3 separate regions of the Mus musculus genome follow, and regions 2 and 3 are each linked to region 1. The links are chromatin loops, found by intact Hi-C in ENCODE. Cell type or tissue: heart. All regions are shown on one strand. Links, peaks and the distances in the headings refer to the core of each region. The heading gives the core; the rest is flanking DNA. Region 1 holds the start of Spa17 (sperm autoantigenic protein 17). Region 2 holds the start of Msantd2 (Myb/SANT-like DNA-binding domain containing 2). Region 3 holds the start of Esam (endothelial cell-specific adhesion molecule).

Region 1 (7,247 bases), core at 1,026-6,025:
CATGCTGCTTTGTTACACACAAGCTGACTTCTTATGCTGTCAGTTCCATCAATCTGTTCCTTCAACCGTGTTGCCTTTGAGTTTGAAGCAACTTGGCAAGCAAGATGTTTTTCTTAAGGGATGAAGTACCTCCCAGCATTTATATGGTTTCTTTCTTAGTATTTAAATCTGGAATCAACTTATTATTTATCTGGGGCTATGATATAAAGTATTGATACAATTTTGTTTTCTTATTTTGATCTCAATACTATTTAAGAAGTCCATTTTCTCCTAATGACTTGAGCTACCACTTACACTGTATAGTCACAGGTTTCCTGTCACAAAAATGAAGACTACTAGCCACCCATGAAAAACGGTGGCAAGGGAATTCTTGCCATGTGGGAGACCGGACATTGTTGGTTTAGAAGTCCACACTCATTTATTTTGATTATACTTGTGAAGGTTAAGTTTTTACACTGTATCAGTTGGTAATTCACCTTTAGTTGACGTAAGTGGAAGTGGGTGTGGTGGTTAAGTTTTTTTTTCAAATGGTTTTAGCCACTTGTTTATCAGAGAACTAGTATTCTAAGGCCATTAGTCATCAATTGTTTTTATTACTGTGACCTGGTAACAATGACTCAAATATTTTTTTAATGGTATGCTCCTGAGTTCTAAAATTAAACAAATGACTAAAGATTTTTACTGCATGAATTTGTAAAAGTCAATGTTACAATAACCAAATTCATGTTCATACAAACATTACTTTTAATCAGACAATATATCTTAATAGCTTTCCCCTACTAATATTGTAGATTGTGCAGCAAACATTCACCCTGACTGGATATGAAACAGACCAGCAGGAGTCAGGAAACTGGTGGAAATTTTGAGTTCTTCAAAGGCAGGATCACAAGGGACAGGAGGTGGAGCTGTTCAGTGTGTGTGAGTTATTTGGATTCTATCTGTGTCCTGGGTTTCCTCTCTCTGTAAAATGATTTATGAAGGAACATCTGTTTGCTTAGGGGTATTTCCAGTCTACTTTGCCTAAAGTAATGGTAACAAACCTTCTATACTATGATTGTTCCAGGCAAGAGTAGGTTTTCAGCACAAACATGATGATAATTGTTCTTTCCCCCTTTGACCTGTGAGCCAGATCCTCATATTCATGAATCGTCAAGGCTGGGATTTGTACATCGTACAAAGGAAGTATAGGAACTTCACTTTGGCTTAAAATCAAAGTCACTGCTAGCATGAACCTTAGTCTCTGTGCAGGATGGGACCTGGAAAGTACATAGAATGTAAATTACCTTCCCAGCTGGCAATTCACTTGCCAAAGCAGTTTGTTTCTGTGCCTTCGTTGAAGAACAGTTTCATATACCCCAGCGAAACCCGGTTTATTTAATCTAGGGAGTGTTAAATTATTTTTATAACACTTATGATACTTTCAAATGAGAAGAATCAAAATTTAAAGAAAACTGCAAATTATCCTCTCAGGAAGAACAGGCAGTGAGCTAGCAGGGTTGCCTGAGAATAGGGTCCTTCCATACTGCATCTGTGAGAAATACAGAGAGAATGGCAGGGTACTGAACTGTCACAGCCTGTTGCAAACAGTAAGAGCCGTACTTGCAACCACTGGCCTTATAAAGGCTTTCTGCACAATGACCATGATTTTTAATGTTCTTTTTTTCTTTTTTGTATGTGTGTATGTTTTCATGCTCCCGTGTGTGTGTGTGTGTGTGTGTGTGTATGTGTGTGTGTGTGTGTGTGTGTGTAGTGCTAGATATGTGTTTGCACGTACATGGTGGTCACAGGCTGAAGACATGTATATTCCTCAATCTTAAGTTTTACCATAATGAAATGCTTAGTTTATTTTAAAATTCCTATTTTTTTTTTTAAAAGAGCTTACTCTCTCTTTTCTCTAGAAGGTTCTCAAAATACGCTGCGGCAAAAGCTGGTATATTGTCCGGTTGCTCCCTCAGAATCTCCCGTGTCAGCCCTTCAAGAAGATTTCCAAATCCTTGTGGAATTCGGTAGTGGGTGTTGGAGAAAGGAATCGACATCTCCTCGGAAAGAATTGCCTATATGGTACCTAAAGATTCAGTAAAAAGTGCCTAATTTAAATTATATAATCACAAGTTTCACAAACCAACTCACTATCACGACTCAAATCATTTCTCAAACACACATACCATATTTTGGACTTTAAAAAGAAAAAAGTCACACAATCTAGGTCCTGGTGCTCTCTCTATCTCAGTAGATCTGAATCAAATCCACGCACATCCTATTGTGGCCGAAGTGAACTGACTCTCACAAAATGTTCTCTGACTTCCATAGGCTGACGACATCATGGAGGCCGTGCCCATACACATGCACATACTAAATAAATGAACACCAAATTCACCCCACCACGTCTATCCTTTTCTCCTAGAGTTTTGAATTCTACCACTGAACTATTTTGTTTGTTTTCTGAGACAGAGTCTCTCAACATAGCTCTGGCTGTTCTGTAACTATGTAGACCAGGCTGCCCTCTAACTCAGAGATCTACCTGCCTCTGTCTCCCAAGTGCGGCGATTAGAGCCAGCCTGGTGGATAAACACTATGCTTTGTGAATTATAGTATCATAAATCCAGATCCATTAAATTAGACAAATACATATTTTCAAAGTTAGAGAACCACAGTTTTCACTAGATTAAGTACTTTGTTTTTCTGTCCTTAAGAGGTGAGGGTAGATGTTGCAAGCCCACAGTATTGAAGAGACAATGATTGCTGAGAAGCTGGTATAAACAATCCCCTTTACATTGCTGAGAAGAAACTATTTCAAGTGCAGTACTTGGGAGGCAAGGGTAGGTGGGTCTTTGTGAGTTCAAGGTCAGCCTTGTCTACAGGGTGAGTTTCCGGACAGCCAGGGGCTAAACAGAGAAACCCTGCCTCAAAAACCCAAAAATCAAACAAATAGCAAGCAAGCAAACAAAAATCTAGTCGTTCTAGAAATTATTATAATTTGTTGAATAGTTTCACTTGTTTTTCAGCCCCAACTTTTGAAGCATGTTCTCAAGTGCCTCTGCTTTCTGATGAGGGATTGTGAAAGGGGAGGTCGTGTATTTGGGAGTCAGCTTTTGATGTTTGGGGAATCTTATTTTCTGGTTTTCTCAGGCCTTCTTTTATCTTATTATTCGAGGACTGGCTTAAAGGTGGCTGACATAGGATTTGATTATTGAGAAAAGAGAGCTTCGGGTCTGGGCGTGTGCTCCCTCTGCCTCCCCCAAGAAGCACAAAGGCGGCGCTGGTTGGGGTCGAGGCTGGAGGACTAGAGGTTTAACAAGGCCTAACCTGTGGAGTCTCTTCCCTTTCTCTCTTTTGGCCACAAACAGCAGATTAGATATCGAATCTTGAGAGCTGTGTAAAGCCCTGAACCGGGCGGGGGAGGACAGGCTGTCGAGGGGAAGCAGGTCAAACCGTGGGCGGGACGCCAAAGACCTAGCGTTCCAGATTCTCCGAGAAAGGGCTTGCCAGGCTCTCTGTCTGGTCCAGGAGTTGCGGGAGTATTGGAGATGCGGAGAGACTACGGCACGAAGGAAAATGGCGAAGCCTCCACATTGGAGAGGGAGTGGGGGAAACTGCCTCACCTCTTCTTTCTCTTCAAGCTGGTGCGGATGGTTCCAGTGTTTTATCTCGTTGCTGGGTAACCGTTTTTTTTTTTCTTTTTTCTTTTTTCTTTTTTTTTTAACTACGGAGGCCGGGAGGGGAGCGCCCTGCGCCGCGCCGCGCCGCGCCGCTGATGGTTTCGCGTACTGAAGGCTTGAGGGTGGGGCCCGATAGGTAGACCCTCCCAGGCCCCGCCCACTACGCAAGACCACGCCTCTGCCCTGTCCCCGCCCCCGCATAGGGGCTCTTCCTGAATTCGGCGGGTTAATCAGGATCTTCACAAACATGGTTTCCCCGGGGCCTGTGTTTGGGATAGTGCTGCTCATAATCGCGCGAGTCAGCAGAAGTGCAGGTGAGGTGTCACAGCTGTGCCGGACCCTTGCCTTTCAGATCTTCTGCAGGATCATGGCATGCGTCCCCTTTAAAGGTCTGGTTTGAGTCAGAACTGGACTTTTCGCACCTAGTTCTGGCTCAAGGTACTGTTGGGCCCATCTACTGCCTTTTTCATGCAGGGTACCTCATTTGCAGCATAGGAGGCAGGGAGAGACTTCGGTTTACCCATTGGAATAGGCTCCAGAGTCCCCAGACCGAAGCCTTGAGGAGAGCTCAAAGAGAAGGGGGCGAAGCTTAGTTAGATAATATTTGGAAACAGGTGTCTGAGTCATCCAAAATACTTCAACACCTGCCCCCTCAGTAGTGCCCTTGGGGAGGGCTTCTGTCGGGATGGGTGCCTTGAGGGAATTAAATTTTACTAGTTTCTAAGTGGTTATTAGGGCTAAGAAATACAACCCCCTCACTAGCTCAGAATAATTTAAGGTTCAGCTCTGAATTTTGATACAGCCTAAGAGATACTAGTGGAGGGGTAAGACTCATCACACTGGAGAGGGAGCTATTTCACACTGGCCATTGTGCAGGTCAGAGCTTGTCATCTGACTAACCTGAGCTGGACATTGCCCTCTGCATGGAGATATCAAAAGATAGGAATCTATTCACTTAAAGTAAAAGGTTACTGCTGGAGCCACCCACCCTTCTTTTCTTTGTATCACTGAAAGAGTGGACCTCATCCATAGACTGTCAATAAATGAAATTTGGGGGGGGGGATGAGAATATAGCTCAGTGATAAAGCTCTTGGCTGGAGTGCTAGGAATTTGTGGTCCCATTACCATTATCCTCACAGCAAAAATGAAATTGCAATTCCTTTGGAATTAGATGACGTTGATTCTCATTCTGTCATAAACTACCTTCTGAGGCCTGTCAAGGACATTACTGTCTTCTTTCTTAAGAACTCTGCTACACGAGTAAGCTCCTAGTAGATTGTAAGATCCTTGGCAGCAAGAATTTTTATCTACTATTGGAATTATTTTTCCTTCCAGGGTTGCAGTCTCAATGTGTAAAGTACTAGGTATCATTAAAGAGATATTCATTGAATTCATAGCTGTTCTAATTATTCTTTAAAATTGCTTAATCTATTTGTGCTCTAGTCCCTTGATGGGTAATGTGGTTAGGTTATATCTCTTCATCGGTAGTAACACAATTAACACGTTTATTATAAAGATAATTTCCACCTCTAAATTTTTTTTTTCTCACCATAAATCCATTCACAAAGAGCTTCTATAACTGAATGTTGGCAAACACAGAAGGGCTTGGGAAGGCATTCCCCATCCTATGGACTGCAACATTGTTGCCCATGTAAGGAATATTTTCTTCACTCTGTTCTTCCAACTCAAGTCTTCTCTTTGCTTAGCTCTTATTTATGCGTTTACTTTTCAGCTTTTGTTCTGTATCTACCCAAGACAGGGCCCTCCCACACATATGCCTCCCGGTTTCCCCAGCAGGCTGCCATCCTGCTTATGCAATTCTGGGATGTTGTGGTTCCAGAGTATTTTGCTCATGGTACATGCTTCTTGAGGTTGTTAAGCTTTCCGGATAATCCTTGATTGCCATGTAGGCTTCCTGATCGAACTAGCTCCGGAGTGAGAAAGAAAACTGAGGATTTTTAGGGTTAGCCTGTAACTTAAAAAGCAGTATTAATAGGCCACCAAGCTTGTGAGGGGACCCCCATTAGCTCGACTGCCCTGTTAAGTATAGCCTAAGGGGCCTGCCATCTTTTGTAGCTTTCAGCAAGGAAAATGTCAGCTTTGTTAATTCTAATTCTCTTCCCTGTCTATCACTTTTATTAAAAACAAAAAACCAAAAACCAACCAAACCAAAACAAACCAAAAAGCCCTTAATTTTGTAAAATATTTTCTTTGTAGGATTTTTAAAAACTCTCCCCTGCTGAGACAAATTGGGATGATTTTATGATTTTCCTACTTAAATTTCTATGAGCTCACTGGGATCATTTGGATCAATGCTTGTTATTTAAAAAGTTCTCCGATATAGGCTATGAGTTAAAAATAGAAAAGATCTCGTTAAAGTGAATTCTTATTCAGTCTTGTTAGTGATTCTTAGCACAGAATCCAATATGCAAGTGTGCCTCCTCTTTTCTTTGCTTGTGAAATGGTGACAAGACTTTTTCTCAGAGATTTTTAACCTTCTGTCTCTCCACGATCGTATTTTTGTCTCCTGACTTATCTGAGCTTACTGGAAAGGAAACATTTTCACAGTCGTAAGTGTGGTAAACCAGGTCATCAAAGACAAAAAGCAACAAACAAAACCAATCAACAAAATTACATCATCATCAACAACAAAATAAACCCTCAAGAGAAAACACTTGAAGGGGTTTGGCATTGATAGGATGGAGAGGAGGAGCCAAAGATGGGTACAGCAACATTAGAGGACCTATGAGCTACTAGGAGTGGGCACAGTGATGGAGAGTTAGGGAAGGAAGTGCCTTGTTTTTCTTATCATCACCATCTGTGAGGTGCATGGAAGGTTCATTTTAGTGACTTGAGAGAGGAATGTTAAATTCTAGAGCCAAGTTTTAGAGCAAGGGTTGGCCAAGAACTGTGAAGGGGAAGGAAGGAGAGCATGTACATTAGTTGTTATCTTGGGTTCTAAGTTTCTCTTAATGGTCATGTTCTGCTGTGATACATATTGTTGGAAACTGTTCTTATTATGTTGTTTATTTAATCTGGAGCAACTGGACCCGGTTTTGGAAGATTAAAAGGCTTAAGTGGGCTCATATTCTTTAGTATAGGGACTATATGTTACTTCCTTTTACCGGATCCACATGATGCTGAATCTCCTGATTATGTTCTCCTAAGTGCTTGTTGATATTTATAGGTATTGGTTTTCGCTTTGCTTCATACATCGATAATTACATGGTGCTGCAGAAGGAGCCTTCAGGGGCTGTGATCTGGGGCTTTGGTACACCTGGAGCCACAGTGACAGTGACCTTGTGCCAAGGTCAGGAAACCATCATGAAGAAAGTGACCAGTGTGAAAGGTAAGGCAGCCCATTCTCTGTTCAGTTATTGTCCTCTTCTGCCACCTGCTGGATTATCTGAAAATGAATGCTTATGGCTCCCCCTCAAGTTGTCAATCCATCCATCCATCATCCATCCATCTGTTCATCCATCCATCATCCATCCATCCATCCATCCATCATCCATCCATCCATCCATCCATCCATCATCCATCCATCCATCCATCCATCCATCCACCCATCCATCCATAAGAGTTATT
Region 2 (7,247 bases), core at 1,026-6,025, 120 kb before region 1:
AAGTTTACCTTCTTTAGCTTTAAAAAAGGAGGCTTTCACACTGCAACTCATCAGAACATTCCTAACTGCATCCGACAAATCTTTCTAAACTTGTATATTTTGCAATTCAGTTTTCTATGCTCAATCATCAAATATCCTGTAAAACACACACACACACACACACACACACACACACACACACACACGTGCGGCATATCACAGCTATACACAAAATAAAAGCAAATTAATATTTAAATTCAGGAAAACACCGGACACAAAGTGACACCTGAAGGAAGTGACAAAGAATAAAGGGATAGTCTAAATTAAAGTAGTCACATAGTGTATATTGTTTAATACTTTATTTCATATACTATCTTACAAGCAGATGCTTATTTATTTACAACTATCATTTGGATTCACAGTTTTACTTTTTAGGACGCTACTGGAATTTTAATCTTGCTACAGTTTTTTCTTATTAGGGAGGCTCAAGGGTATGGGAAGGAAGAGGAATGAAACAGAAATAAGTGGTAACTGAAGTCTGTGAGAGGGGAGCCCTCTAAGTCGGCCTTACCTAGAAAGGCTTCCTGAGTGAGACTTGATTTGAGAACCATCCAGAATTAGGTGACAGAAGGGAGGACTGCTGTCAGGCTTACATTAAGAGAAAAATAAGCTCTTTGGAGCAGTGGTGGCGCACGCCTTTAATCCCAGCACTTGGGAGGCAGAGGCAGGTGGATTTCTGAGTTCGAGGCCAGCGTGGACTACAGAGTGAGTTCCAGGACAGCCAGGACTGCACAGAGAAACCCTGTCTCAAAAAACCAAAAACCAGCTGGGCGTGGTGGTGCGCCTTTAATCCCAGCACTTGGGAGGCAGAGGCAGGCGGATTTCTGAGTTCGAGGCCAGCCTGGTCTACAAAGTGAGCTCCAGGACAGCCAGGGCTATACAGAGAAACCCTGTCTTGAAAAACCCAAAAAAAAAAAAAAAAAAAAGCCCTTTGGAATTTCTCATTTTGTACATGATTTAAGAATGACTCTTGTGTGGAGATGGCAACCAGTGGGCAGCAGAACAACATCGGCATGGTGGTCATCTGAGGAAACAGCATTATCAAGTTAGAAGCCTTGGAAAGAGTCTGACCAGTGTTCAGCAAGCAGTGTGTCCACATCCCTCCCCAAAGGCCTGTTTGATTGTGATGTAGAATTAGGTCGCGTACATTTTCATATGGAACTTCTTACTAAATAAACTTTTGTGATACTCAAAAAAAAAAAAAAAAAAAAAAGACTCTCCCTTTCGTGTATGCTCAGTACTTTATATTAAAAACAAAAATCTGAGCCGGGCGTGGTGGCACACGCCTTTAATCCCAGCACTCAGGAGGCAGAGGCTGGTGGATTTCTGAGTTCGAGGCCAGCCTGGTCTACAAAGTGAGTTCCAGGACAGCCAGGGCTATACAGAGAAACCCTGTCTCGAAAAAAACAAAAAAAACAAAACAAAAACAAAAACAAAAATCTGGGCCTCATGCAGTGTTTACTGTGAACTGTCCACTATTTTCAGGTTCTTCCTGTATTTACCCATTTAACTCTTAAATAATGCTGTGAGATCTGTCTCACTTCTTAGATGAAGAAATTGTTGCAGGACACAGAAGTGGAATTTGAAGCCAGGCATTCAGACTTCAGAATCCTTAACCTTACCCAAGATGACTGCAAGGTCTTGCTTTTAGATAAGGGGGAACCACTAGTACATGAAAGGCAGAGCCAGGCAGATCAGGGGTTCAAGGACATCTTTGACCATAGTAGGACTTGTCCAAATAAATAAATTCCGTAACGGTTCTTAAGACTTCTTTATACAGCAAACTTAACAAAATACAGTGGTCTCACTTTGTAGTGCTGGCCTGGAACTCATGTAAGACTAGGGTGGTCACAGAACTCTATCTGCTTCTGCCTCCTGAGTGCTGGGGTTAAAGCATGCTATGATGGCATTTTACTATGACAGATGAAGATAGTTATGCCTGATTTTATTACTTAAAGCATAATCCTTTGGCTTTTCAACAATGACCACCATTATTCTATAACTGGCTGACTTCAGCTTTTTCTTTTCCTTGCAAAACCATAACATATATTTGTTAGTTAGAAAAACACTGAGTGACCGAGAGAGACTGCATAATTTATTCATAATATCATTGGTCAGCTGCCTCAGTTACAGTCTGCTTTAAAAACAAAAAACAGAGGCAGGCGGATTTCTGAGTTCTAGGCCAGCCTGGTCTACAAAGTGAGTGCCAGGACAGCCAGGGCTATAACAGAGAAACCCTGTCTCGAAAAAACAAAAAACAAACAAAACAAAACAAACCAAAACCAACCAACAAACAAACAAACACCCCCCCCCCCTTTTTTTTAAATTATCTTGCGTGGGGCCTGGAGAGATTACTCATTAGTTACTCTTACAAGGGACTCAGAACCTGCAGATGGCTTGCAAGTCTTGTAATTCCAGTTCTAAGGGATCTGATGCCTTTTGCTGACCGTTACCAACATCAGGCCCCTTCACACATACACACATAGGCAAACGTTTATACACATAAAACTAAACGAACACATTTTAAAATGAAGTTTAATTTTGTGTGTAAGTGTGGGGATATGGGTGGCATGTCCCATGTATGACGGTCAAAGAACAAGTCATGAGAGCAGGTTGTCTTCAGTCATTGGGCGGGCTTGGCAGCAAATACCTGTACTGGTTGAGGCATCTTTCTGCCACTACTGAGGTTTTAAAGTTAATGATCTGAGATAAACAGGATTTCCAGCTTTAAAGAATATGGAAATTGACTAGGTGGTGGTGGCAGCTCAGGCCTTTAATCCCAACATTCCAGAGGCAGAGGCGGCAGGCGGAGTTTGAGGCCAGCCTGGTCTATAGACTTAGTTCCAGGACAGCCAGGATAACACAGAAAAACCTTGTGTCAAAAACCAAAATAATACCACACAAACAAGGTTATATCTTATAGCTATATGATACTTCAATGTTCAAGACTTTACGGAAATATTCAGGAGTGAGTGATGAGTGCTAATTTACTACTAGGTCACAGGAACAGTTTCATTTCCTTGAACTTGACTGGGAAATTTTAAACCAGTCCCAAATCCCAGTGGACTGAGGTACCGGAGTAGCTATTCTGCTGGGCTCTGGAGCTCTTTCATGTCCCCATTATAGATACTGTATAAAAGCAAGAAAGACATTTACTTTATCATTGGCTACACAGTTACTCAGAGGAACAAGAAAACAAACGAAACGAAGCTTGTGGGTGTGGCTCAGTGACAGGGTGTTTGCCTAGCAGAACACGTGAGTGCAATCAGAGTTGCTATAGAGGCTGAGTTTCTTGAAAAGCTAAAGCGTGCAAACTCTAACTCATATCTGTTCTCGAAAGTCTTGTCCAGAACCACTGCAAGCAGCCTTCCCGCTTTGCCTTCCTCCACATACCCTTTGTAGGGTTTCCTAGTCTCCAGTCTGGACCTCGGTTCCCGTACCTAAAGGCGGGCTTAGAGGGAGGATAGGCTCAGGGGCGGAGACAGGAAAACAGAAATAGCCAATTCGTCCTTAATTCGAGGCCCTCGCGGGCCTCACCCCTGTTGTGAGGGTTGAGATTGGAAAGGAAGTGGGGAGGCTCCAACCAGTCCTTCACTCCCGCGCCCTCATGCCCCCACCCTTCTCTGCTCGGAGCTTGGGTGCGCCGGGTCCCAGCTTCTCCTCCCGGGAGAGGAGCGGCCGGCACCAGCTGGCTGGAGGGGAAAGGCGAAGATTTGCGGGCTGCTTGGGCCAGCCAGACACATCCTCCGGGCCCTCTGACCGCGGCGAGCCACTCAGCCCCGAGCCAGGCCCCAGGGCAGCCCCGGAGACCCCGGTGGCCGGATGCAGGGGTGCGTCACTTCCGGGCGGTGCAGCGGCGGCGGCTTGGAAGATGGCTGCGCCCTGTGGCTCGGAGCTGCCCGCCAACTCGCCGCTCAAAATTCCGAAGATGGAGGTGCTTTCCCCGGCGTCTCCCGGCGACCTGAGCGACGGGAACCCATCGCTGTCCGACCCTTCCACGCCTCGGGGAGCCTCCCCTCTCGGGCCCGGCAGCGCGGCGGGCTCGGGGGCCGCGGCGTCCGGGGGTCTCGGGCTGGGGCTGGGGGGCCGCGGCGCTGCCTCGTCCTCGGTCTCCTTCTCGCCCGGCGGCGGCAGTGGCGGGGCTGCGGCGGCCGCTGCCGCCGCCTGCCGGGGTATGTCGTGGACGCCGGCAGAGACGAACGCGCTCATCGCTGTATGGGGCAACGAGCGGCTGGTGGAGGCGCGGTACCAGCAGCTGGAGGGAGCCGGCACGGTATTCGGCAGCAAGGCCCCTGGGCCGGCCATGTACGAGCGCGTGTCCCGGGCCCTGGCCGAGCTGGGCTACGAGCGGACCCCGTCCCAGTGCCGGGAGCGCATCAAGGTAACCGGCCGCTCTGCCCGGGGCTGCGAACCAGAGGCAGAGAAGGCGGGGAAACGGGCCTGGGGGCGGGGGCCGGGCCGAGCGCGGGGCTCCCCTCCCGGGCCCCGGGTATCCCTTGTGTCTGCTCCGCCTCTTTCTTCTCTCCCTGGGAAGGGGCGCTTCTTTCCAGATGGCCGCCAGCCCGTAGGTTTCCTGAGTTTGAAGTTGGGCGTGTCTGCCGCCGCCCCTCTTTCTTGCCAATTGAGGATGTTCCTGCGCTCTGAAGTTGGTAGTTTCTCTCATTGTGCGCGGGGCCCGCAACTGTCGCGGGTGCTGTCGCCCGCACTGCTTTGTTCCCAGATAGAGGGGCTCCCAGACTGAAGCTTTCCAGCTGGGATGGAATTGAGGAAGGGTAGCAGAGGGCCGGATGAGCGCCCAGTGTAAGATTTTTTTCCTTTGCTGAAGTTTCAAGAATAGAGCATTGGGACGGCTGGCCTTTTGTGTCAGTCGCTTTGCTTGTCAGTTGAGGTGATACAAGGACTAGCAAGATTTGAGGTGCTTTTGGAGAGCTGGAAAGGCTTAGTGAAAGAAAGGTCGTGTATTGTTATCGTGGAGGTAGAGGACAGTAGAGGACACCTTGAACGTTAGTCTGCTTGAAGGTTCTTTTGGAATTTGGACTGGCGATCTTTTCAGAGTCAGGTTGCCTTGAGAGTCAGGAGGCTTCTAATTCTGAGGAAGCCCTCTCTTGTCACCCAGGTTTTTTCTGCTTTAGTTAGGGTGCCCGGATGCGGACAAGTAAAACCGAGTATGCATCTGGCCATCCTTATGCATCAGCATGTTTAAATGTGGAGGCTTAATGTGGGTTAATTTTACCATCAGCCTGCATATCGGTTTACTGTTTCTAATGCGTTGTCTAGGCCTTCGTATCTGCCTTTGCAGACAAGGAGCTGTACTTTAGTTAAGCTCTTCCCTCTTACTAGTGTCTGCTCAGAGTTTCTCCCAGTTTTCATTGAAAACATTACATTGTGTTTACCTAGTGTTCACTTCTCATAGTGAAGGCTACTTTTTCTGGGGACGAAAAAGAGTCACAACTGAGAATATCACATTAGCAAACAACCATAAAACTCAGTAAGAATAGTTGTTTAAGTAAGGGTAATCACACTGAATGGGGGGTGGGGGGGATTGTGCCATAGTTCATGAGGCCTTGGCTCCACAGATGTTCATTTGGAGACGTTGTTACTTAGAAAATTTGTTCCAGAAACAGCGGTTTCATTGTTAACTGTTAGATTAATTTTACACCCATTAGAAAGCAAAGTTAGATTATTTGATTATGTTCATTTGAGGATTCTTATTGAGCTCCTTTGTTAAACAAGAATGTCATTGAGATAATATGTACTAGATAATATGTTGTTTGGATTTCATTCATTGCTTTATTCAGGGTCGTTCATGTTAAATTTGGGGCAGTTTCTTTGAGCTGCCCTGTGTAGCATCCACCCACAAACTTTTCTGGAGTTCTGAGAGTGTCTTAGGCATTTGTAAATTATGCCTGTTTTCTTGATTTTTATTCATAGGATTTTCAAGGTGTACTATCAAAACCTTGCTGAATGTAAATCTCTCCATAAAATTGTTTCTCAAACAACCAGGGGATATCTAGTTGGAATGCTTCATTGTCCAGTTATGAGAAGGAAATCTAAAGCAAAGAAAGGAGATTGAGCCTCTGAAGAATTTAGAGGATCAGTTTACCTGTTTTCAGACAGGTAAGATCAAGTTGACCTCCAACTTTTAGTCTTTTGGGATTATGAGATGATGCTGGGTTCTCTGATACCGTAGCAGTTAACAGACAAGGAGGGATGACAAATGTTTGCTTTTGATCAAGAAACTCAGACTCTGTTAATGTTGATATTTTCCTCCAGAATTAAGGACAAGTTCTAGTCTGGTCCCTCCACAAACCAGCATTCAGTAGGCACTGAATAAATGCTTTGTTCATCTGAGAAAGTAGAGAAAGAGTTTTGGAAGGTATTTTTTTTTTTTTTTAACTTTTTGTTGCTGTGATAAAACACTGACCAAAACCAGTGTAGAGGAAAGGGTTTGTTTGACTAACAGCTTATAGCTTAGGGAAGCTAGGTATTTTAGTTTACTATTGCTTTGAAGAGATACCATGACCAAGGCAATGTATTAAAAGACAGCATTTAATTGCAGGCTTGTTTACAGTTTCAGAGGGTGAGTCTTGGTCCAGGATCATCATGGTGGTCCAGGTCTGGCAGCAGGCATGGCGCTGGAGCAGTAGCAAAGAGCTTACACTGATTCTCAAGCAGGATGCAGAGAGGAAGAGATTGGCTTTCGAAAGCTCAGAGTTTACCCCTGGGGACAAATCTCCTTCCTCAAGACCATGCTTCCTAATCCTTCCCCAAACAGTTCTACCAACTAAAGCCAAGCGTTTAAATATGTGAGTCTGTGGAGGCCATGCTAATTCAAACAGCCTCACCAGGGCCGGAGCTCAAGGAAGGAGTCTGTAGGACCTGAAGCAGAGACCACACAGGAGCACCACATACTGGCTGGCTTCCTTGGCTTGCTCTTCTACCTTTCTTTCTTTCTTTCTTTTTTTTTTTTTTTTTTTGGTTTTTCGAGACAAGGTTTCACTGTATAGCCCTGGCTGTCCTGGAATTCACTCTGTAGACCAGGCTGGCCTCGAACTCAGAAATCCGCCTATCTCTGCCTCCCAAGTGCTGGGATTAAAGGCGTGAGCCACCACGCCCGGCTCTCTACCTTTCTTTCATAGTTCAGGTGTACCTTCCCAGGGATAGCACCACCTACAGTAGGCTGGGCCCGCCTATATCAATTAGCAATT
Region 3 (7,247 bases), core at 882-5,881, 86 kb before region 1:
AATACTGGAAAGAGAAGAAAAGGAAGGACCAGACCCCCAAGCCCCGCAAATGCACTCTTTTCTATATATATTAACAATGAAGATAGTACTTTCTTGTCAGTTCCAGAGGTCATTAGAAGTCATATTGTATTTCTTTCTGTTCCTTCTAACTTTAGTGGTATGAAGGCACTTTGATTCTCCATGTTTTTCACTTACTAATTGAGGTAAGTCTGCTAAGTAGTAAAAGGACAAACTTGATGCCTTGATCTTTCTGTGTCTAAACAAAAGAAAATGAAGATCCAGTAAAAATACAATACTAATGCCTTTGAAGAGTGATCCTTGAGAGAAAAAACTGGAAGGTGCCAGTCCACTAGGCAGTGACTCATGCATATTCCTTTTCTGAGACTCCAGTGGGTCAGGTGCCACTCCACGTGGAGCTTAGCACCCTTGGCTAAGAAGAGTCGCTGGTGGTCAAGGATTGCAGGAGCGTGGGTAACTCATCTTCAGTGGCTTTGCTATAAATGGGCAGCAGGTCCAGACGAGAACCCATAAGCCCTGGTTTTCTCTACTGTTAAAAAAAAAATCACAAGTCAGAAGGTAGTGGTACGGTCCTTTAGTCCCAGTGTTTGGGAGACAGAGTATGATGGATCTCTTGAATTTGAAGGTAGACTAGTCTACAGAGCAAGTTCCAGGACAGCCAGGGCTACACAGAGAGACCTTGTCTCAAAAAAACTAAAAATAAAATTGCATATTTAAAAAAAATTCTTTCCTACAACCCTCAAATGAAGACACCCCCCCCCTCCTTAGTATGATACCGTTTGGCTAATTGATGCTTGTATGTTTTTTCAGGGATTTTAACCACAGAGGTGGTCTGTGTTCTTTGAATCTAAGCTTAAGAAGTAACCTCTTTCTCTAATGTAAGCTGCTAAAAATAGGTGCCACTTCAGGGAGAGTATAAATACCCAGGTACTGTCGGCACAGCACCTGCTCTTAGTGTGTGCAGTATTTGTATGTGGGGGCCTTGGGAGATTCTTGTAGGTTTCCTCTTTGGTCCTCAGGCGAGGATGCACTGATGGTGTGTCATACAGGAGTAAATTCATGGTCACCAGTGCTGAAACAAACATAGTCACAGGCGGAACAAACATTACCAGGAACACTGCATGGCCCCTCCATTGTGACCACTGACCAGTCCAGAATTATCATTAATAGTTGCTGAACTTACCTACGTGTATTCCTTTCCTTCACTAGTTAATAGATGGGGCACAATATTTTAGGAACAGTTGGTGAGGACTTTTTAGACCTGCATAACTGGGAGTGTGGCCTTGTTAGACTCCTGTGACCAAGATGGAGGGCAAAGATAAGATCAAGCCTGAGTTTCCGAGTGGCTTGAAATGGGTTAAAGGTCAGGGAAGAGGACAAAACTGAGCTTTGGGAAATGGAGGCTTGTGAGGACAGTGACTTGCTGATAGGAATATCCTATCTGACCAGAGACAATAGAAAAGAAGACAATAGGCTGTCAGGTAACATTGACATTGAGCATTGTCTCAGACAAGGGGACTGACTAAGACCATAAGCCTTGTAACAGATCCAGGAGGGAGAGAGGCCCTTTTAGTCAAGCTTTGTTTTGACTTCTGGAAAATTTTTAAGTTAAATTGTTTTTATGTGTGTGAGTGTCTTGCCTCCGTGTATGTATATGTACCTACCACATGCGTGGAGGTCAGAAGCATCAGGTTTCCTAGTATTGCAATTATGGATGGTTGTAAACCACCATGTGGATGCTGTGAATTAAACTTTTGTCCTTTGCAAGACCAACACGTCCTCTTGACTGGTGTGAGAAATCTTTCCAGCCCAAATATAAATTCTTTCTAAGATCGTACATGAAGTGTGGTTGAGAGAAACCTATGATGAACCTACCTTGCACTCATCCAATGTTTAGGTTTCGACTTCCTCGGGGTCAGAAGTGGTTAGAATAGGGGACAATGAGGAAAATTCAGGCGTAAAAGCCTGTGAATTCTTCTGTGCCATAGGGACAGTCACTCTCCTTAGGTCCTTAGCTGATTATGTAACAGAGATTTTGGGAAGCAGCTCTTGGGCAGGGATGGACACACCTGTGTCATCAGACGCTTCAGTGTCACTAGGCAAGAGCCAAAGCTTTGTACTTCCTTTTCCTGGGAGGAGTTATTCATTTGGAGTGACAACGTGGTCCAGGCAACAGATGAAGGGTGTTTGAAAGAGGTACTTATGGGACTGGAGACATGGCTTTGGGGTTAAGGGTAAGGATCTTCCGCAGCATTGGGGCTTGATTGCATCTTCTCATAGGGCAGCTCAGAATCCAGGGGATCCGACACCCTCTTCTGGCCTCTACAGGCACTGCACACGTGGTGCAGACACATGCAGGCCCATACACACTTTTTAAAAAATGTTTTTAGTATTCTCAAATCTAGAAAAATCTGATAGGCAAGGAAAACCAAGACAGCCCATCCCTAACATCACCTTTTGACAGTACAAAGTTTGAAAGCTGAGCTGCCAAAGAGGTAGATTCCATAGATGTCAGGGGCAGTCTAGTGTTTGTATAGGCATTTCGTAGAGCCACTGCATGACTGGTATTTGAAGAGGAGCCAGGCTGGGGCTCTTTAGGTAGGAAAAGCCATTGCACAACACTGGAGCTGATGGGGTGTGTAGAGATGAGGAGGCCAGGCTGCCTCTACTGCCTGACAGTTCTGCTCCCTCGGAACAGGCCACGTCAGACATTCGTGGCTATGCCTTCTGTCCTGCGCAGCAAAGCCCTGCCCAAATACTTGAAGCATATTTTTATTTATTGGCTGTTAGGCTGGAACCGGTGCGTTCCCCCTGCTGAAGCAGCCCGGGCCATCAGGGGGCGCAGAGGTGCCGCCACCCCCATCCCCGCCCCCAATGACATGGGTGGGGTGTGGGGTTGAAATTAAATTCACAGCGGAAAGATCTAGTCCTGGGAATTAAAGGATCAGAACTGGCCTAAGCCGTTCACTACAAGGATGGGCGGTTGCGAAGACACCAGCGGCTGTACAGAAGGGAAAGACATTATTTATATCCCGTCCTCCTGCAGCTGCTCCCTCCTCCCTGGTCAGCATTAAGCCTGTGACTGTTGCCTCAGTTTCCTGCTCACCTCCCTTGTACCAGGTCTTCCGTGTTTTCATGAGGCAAAGGTCCGAGACTCCCCCCAGACCCCCATACACTCCGCCTCGGGCCTCGGTTTCTGGAACTCTGGAGAACCAGCCCCTCTCTAGCCTTAGGAGCAGGAAGGCCTGTGGCGTCAGGGCTATGTTGGATGTCTTCCCCAGAAGCCTCGGGCCTGAACCGGGCGGAGAGAGGTGTGGGCTAATAAAGTTCGAATCCCCATTTCAGCGGCTGCTCCTAACCCAGCTGAACCCACACTACACAACGTGGGGGCTCCCCTCTTCCTCCGAGAAGGCTGCTCTGCTTTGATTCGGGATGCCGCACGCCAGGCTTGGAGCGGCCGTTCTGACCCCAGATACAGGGCTTTTATTGTCGGGTCGGGGTCACTTCTTAAATTTAGGTTAGTCCCCCCGCCCCCATTCCTCCTTTTTCACCCTCTATTCCTGACACCTGCCCTGGAGGTATGAGGTAGAGGCCGGCGGATCCGGCTGTTTGAGCCTGGGGAGAGCTCTCTTCCCCCGCTGCGAGTCACTAGCGCGCCGCGCCCGGCAGGACGGTGACCTCTCCACCCCTTTGAATGCCCCGCCCACTGTCCAGTCGGTCTCCACCCCACCTCCCCATCCGCACACCCGCTGACTTGGGTTGGAGCCACCCTGGTCAGTAGCCTGGTTCCTGTGCACATTCGGGTTGCCGCCGCTCACCCACAACACCTGTAGACACCGTGTGTCCAACTCTCCCTGAGTACTCCGGGCCAAGGAGGGCCATGATTCTTCAGGCTGGAACCCCCGAGACCAGCTTGCTGCGGGTTTTGTTCCTGGGACTGAGTACCCTTGGTGAGTCAAACACCGGGTCTGGAGGGCTTTGATCAGGTAAATCTGATCCTAGGGGAGGACTTTAGAGAGTGGGTTTGAAGGGATTTTTGTTTGACATTCTTGTCTTTCCTCATTACTCTCCACTTCTGGACATCACTGGTTGGTGCTACACTTTCTGCCTTCTATGGCTAGAACGGCTTCCAGCTTTGGTGTGGTGTGTGGTGTTGGGGAGGGGGATAAAGGCATCTCCAGCCAAGACCTCTGGGATGAGTTAAGGCAGTTATTCCTGTCTACTCTCTACCCCCACTCATCACAGCTGGATAAGCTGAGGCACTGGATGAGACAGTGACTAAAGGCTTAAGGACTTAGTTCCAGTCCCCCCTCCCCGCACCCCTCATTCAAGCTGATGTGAAAGATCCCTGAGGGAATGCCTGGTCCTCAGTCTTGACGCAAGTACTTCAAGCAGTACTTCACGTCCCAGCATTTCCCCACCAAGCTCTTTTCTTTCCTTCCTGCTTCCTGCCCTGGAAATCAAAGGAGATGCCCCCAAAGCCTGACCATGAGGTCATTTGGACACAGGAAATTCGGGAAGAGGTCAGTTGCTCAGACTCCAGCACACAGCCTACCATCAGGTCTACCATCGTCCTTATCTTTTCTCAGATCCAAAGGAACAAGGAAAATAGGGAGAGGGTGCCAAAGGGTCCAAGAGGAAGGGGACCTCCTGAAACAAGTGTTTGGGTGAGCTCTCCAGGACAACTATCTTAAGCAGGAGCTGGAGGTGGCCCACCCAGTACTATATCTGGAGAGAAATGACTCAGTAGGAACTAAGTCCCTTATAAGCTATTCCCCAGGCTGTTTTGCTCTCTGGGTTTAGAATCCTCGCTTTAACTTCTTCCTTGGGCTAGAGGATGTCAGAGCAAGTAAGACCTGGAAGAATGTAGAGTAGATTCAGTGACATTGATGGGGATCTCCCTGCTCCCACCCATGGTTTCTTTCGGCCTGGTCTGTGTCCTAGTGGTGTTGAGGGCATGAGATCTTAGGTTCCCAAATATGAGTCTCAGAGCTTCTGTGCCCTTCCCTCCAAAGCTTGGAGTGTTTCCTGTGCCTTCAGCTTCTCAGCTCTGCTTTTGCACCTTCAACCTCAGCTTCTGTTTCTTTTCTGCATTCTTCCTCAGCTTGGCCCTTACTGTGTTGGAGAGGGCAATGTCAGCCTCCAAGCAAGGGAGGAAAAACCTATATTGGCTGCCTGAACATCACAGGCATCCTCTGTAGGTCACCCGTGGCCCCTCCTTTTTCTCTTTCAGCTTTTGAGTTTGATTTTGTCATATCAAAGATCCAGAGCCTAAAATGCTACTAATAATGCCACGAAGGTTGCCCTTCTTGGCCTCTGGAGGGTTAAATGCACTCGCTGCTCCTGGGGAAGGCACAAGGCAACCCTCCCCCCCCCCCATGTGCTCTTTCGTGGCTCAGAACTGTCCCTGGAGCGTGAGAAGCCCACAAAGGGAGTTTCTCAGAGAAATAGGGAAACTAAAAATAGTAGCCCTGGGGAGAAGGGCCCATTCGCTCTGCTTAGGCCCTTGGCTCTCTCCTTCTGGTCTTAGATTGGGCTGAACGATGCTATTCTTGAGCAGCTCCGGAGTCCTTCACTGGAACCCAGGGACTCCCCATTTTTCTCCTTGCGGCACCCAGTCACAAAAAGATTTGATCAGTTAGGGGATTCTTCCGTTTCAAGTGACTCTAGAGCAGAGAGCTGGGAAATCCCAGGAGTCCCTTGCTCACCTCGAAGCAAGGGTGTACATGCTGCAACTCACCTCCCACTCCCAGCCCCTGCCCCTCGCTTTGCAAACTGCAAGTGCAAAACCTGGAAGAGGCAGCTAGAACACTCTTGGGGAGGGAAGCTGAAGTCTATCTGATAAAGACATGTTTCCCTCCTTACTGGCCTTACCCCAAGAAGGCTAGGAAGGTGCGCCTGGCGGTAGCGGAACAACCTGCAGGCAGAGTCCCTGGAGGGAAGTGGACCTTCTCAAGGCCGGGTTGTTTTTGCCTGCAGAGCCTCCGGTCTAACGGGCCGGGCTTCATTGTCTTCTGCCTTATCGGCGGGCGCAAGTTTCCTGCTCCGACTGCAGGGATCCGCCAGGAAATGTCAGGGGTGGGGGGTGCCACGAAGGACAAGGAGTAGGGGTGGGAGCCTTGGTTAAGACGCGGCCGGGAAGCGATGGGGGAGGCGCGCATCCTGGCTCGGTAGGGTTCTAAGTCTCCCCAGCCTTCCGATTGGCTTTGCTGGCGCAGATGGTCTGGGGCCTCCGAGCCTCGGCTGCCCGCTCACCTTCTCCAAGGTGGCAGCTTGTCCTGCGTGCAGAGTGCTATGATCCAGGAAGAGCAGGGCCCAGGAAGAGAGCTGCTGGTGTCACCAGGCTCCGCTTTGTGCTAATCCAAAGTCATTTTCCAAAAGGCTTTAGCACTTGGCACTGGAGTGTCATCAGTGTCCCCCTAACCGAAAGGGACACTCCCTTTCCTATCCCCAACGCATGCTGGGGAAGCTTTGTACTTGTGGGAAGAATGTCCTCAACTCTCATCCTGACACTTCCTACAATTCAGTGGCATTTCGCTTTGATAGTCAGGACCCCCAAAAGTGTTCTTGAGGGTTTGGCTGAGTCTCAGGCGTGCGTTTCCCTAGGGTAGCCGACTCAGTGGGACTGAGCCAAGGCCTGGGATTCTCCTAGTCACCAGCAGGCGCTGGAGCTGAGGGCTGGCTCCCGGAGTTCAGAGGGAGCCGCGCGGTTAATGAGTAACTACGTAGCGATCTGCCATCCAGTTGCGAGCTCGGGCTTGAAGAGTCTGGGTGACCTGGCCTGGCATCTCCATTCTCCCTTGCCACCAAGGAGACTGGAGGAGCAAGTGTGTGCCGTGGGGGTGTGGGTCAAAACCAGGTCTGCTTTCCCTTCTGGAATCGCCCTTCTGGAGGTGAATCTGCTCAGACTCTGTACCTCAGGATTAGAATGATTACATAGAAATGTGGTTCCGTCCCTACTCTGAACACTAATAGACGTCGGAGTGAGGAGAAGCAGGACCCTGGGAAAGAGGTCTCCGGGGCACGGCTCCAGGCTTTGTTCTCCAGGGACAGGTTTTCCCCTCAAGCGACGGAAGTTAGGCAGGCTCCTTCGGCTGACTAGGGAACCCACCCTAGGAGCTTACCACCTCCTTGCTCTCTCTTTCAGCTGCCTTCTCCCGAGCTCAGATGGAGTTGCACGTGCCCCCGGGCCTCAACAAATTGGAAGCGGTAGAGGGAGAAGAAGTGGT

Evidence for each region. A loop is a pair of places that touch in the nucleus more often than their neighbours do. Peaks named below come from ENCODE experiments on the same cell type or tissue, not always from the same donor. Only the 100,000 strongest peaks of a DNase experiment are listed, where the experiment ranks them.
Region 2: a loop joins it to region 1, with 7 times the contacts of the local background. A loop is called at or near these places in 4 of 42 quality-filtered maps.
Region 3: a loop joins it to region 1, with 4 times the contacts of the local background. A loop is called at or near these places in 5 of 42 quality-filtered maps.

What each region holds. Positions count from the first base shown.
Region 1 is chr9:37,609,954-37,617,200 of GRCm38, forward strand. Spa17 (sperm autoantigenic protein 17) reads right to left here and starts at 3,767. Exons shown (of 5, transcript NM_011449.2): 1 at 3,603-3,767; 2 at 1,883-2,065. The coding sequence starts at 2,036. Siae (sialic acid acetylesterase) reads left to right here and starts at 3,868. Exons shown (of 10, transcript NM_011734.4): 1 at 3,868-3,973; 2 at 6,847-7,008. The coding sequence starts at 3,907. In heart, for the core only: no CTCF peak of the experiment used is centred there; a DNase peak (open chromatin) is centred at 3,828; H3K4me3 peaks cover 1,596 bases; H3K27ac peaks cover 1,753 bases.
Region 2 is chr9:37,485,414-37,492,660 of GRCm38, forward strand. Msantd2 (Myb/SANT-like DNA-binding domain containing 2) reads left to right here and starts at 3,908. Exons shown (of 4, transcript NM_146222.2): 1 at 3,908-4,420. The coding sequence starts at 3,911. In heart, for the core only: no CTCF peak of the experiment used is centred there; DNase peaks (open chromatin) are centred at 3,838 and 4,478; H3K4me3 peaks cover 2,998 bases; H3K27ac peaks cover 2,601 bases.
Region 3 is chr9:37,524,323-37,531,569 of GRCm38, forward strand. Esam (endothelial cell-specific adhesion molecule) reads left to right here and starts at 3,767. Exons shown (of 7, transcript NM_027102.3): 1 at 3,767-3,968; 2 at 7,166-7,247. The coding sequence starts at 3,899. It also overlaps a transcript of Msantd2 not described here. In heart, for the core only: CTCF peaks have their summits at 2,853 (motif pointing right) and 3,682; DNase peaks (open chromatin) are centred at 2,979, 3,739 and 4,439; H3K4me3 peaks cover 3,422 bases; H3K27ac peaks cover 2,826 bases; H3K27me3 peaks cover 1,357 bases.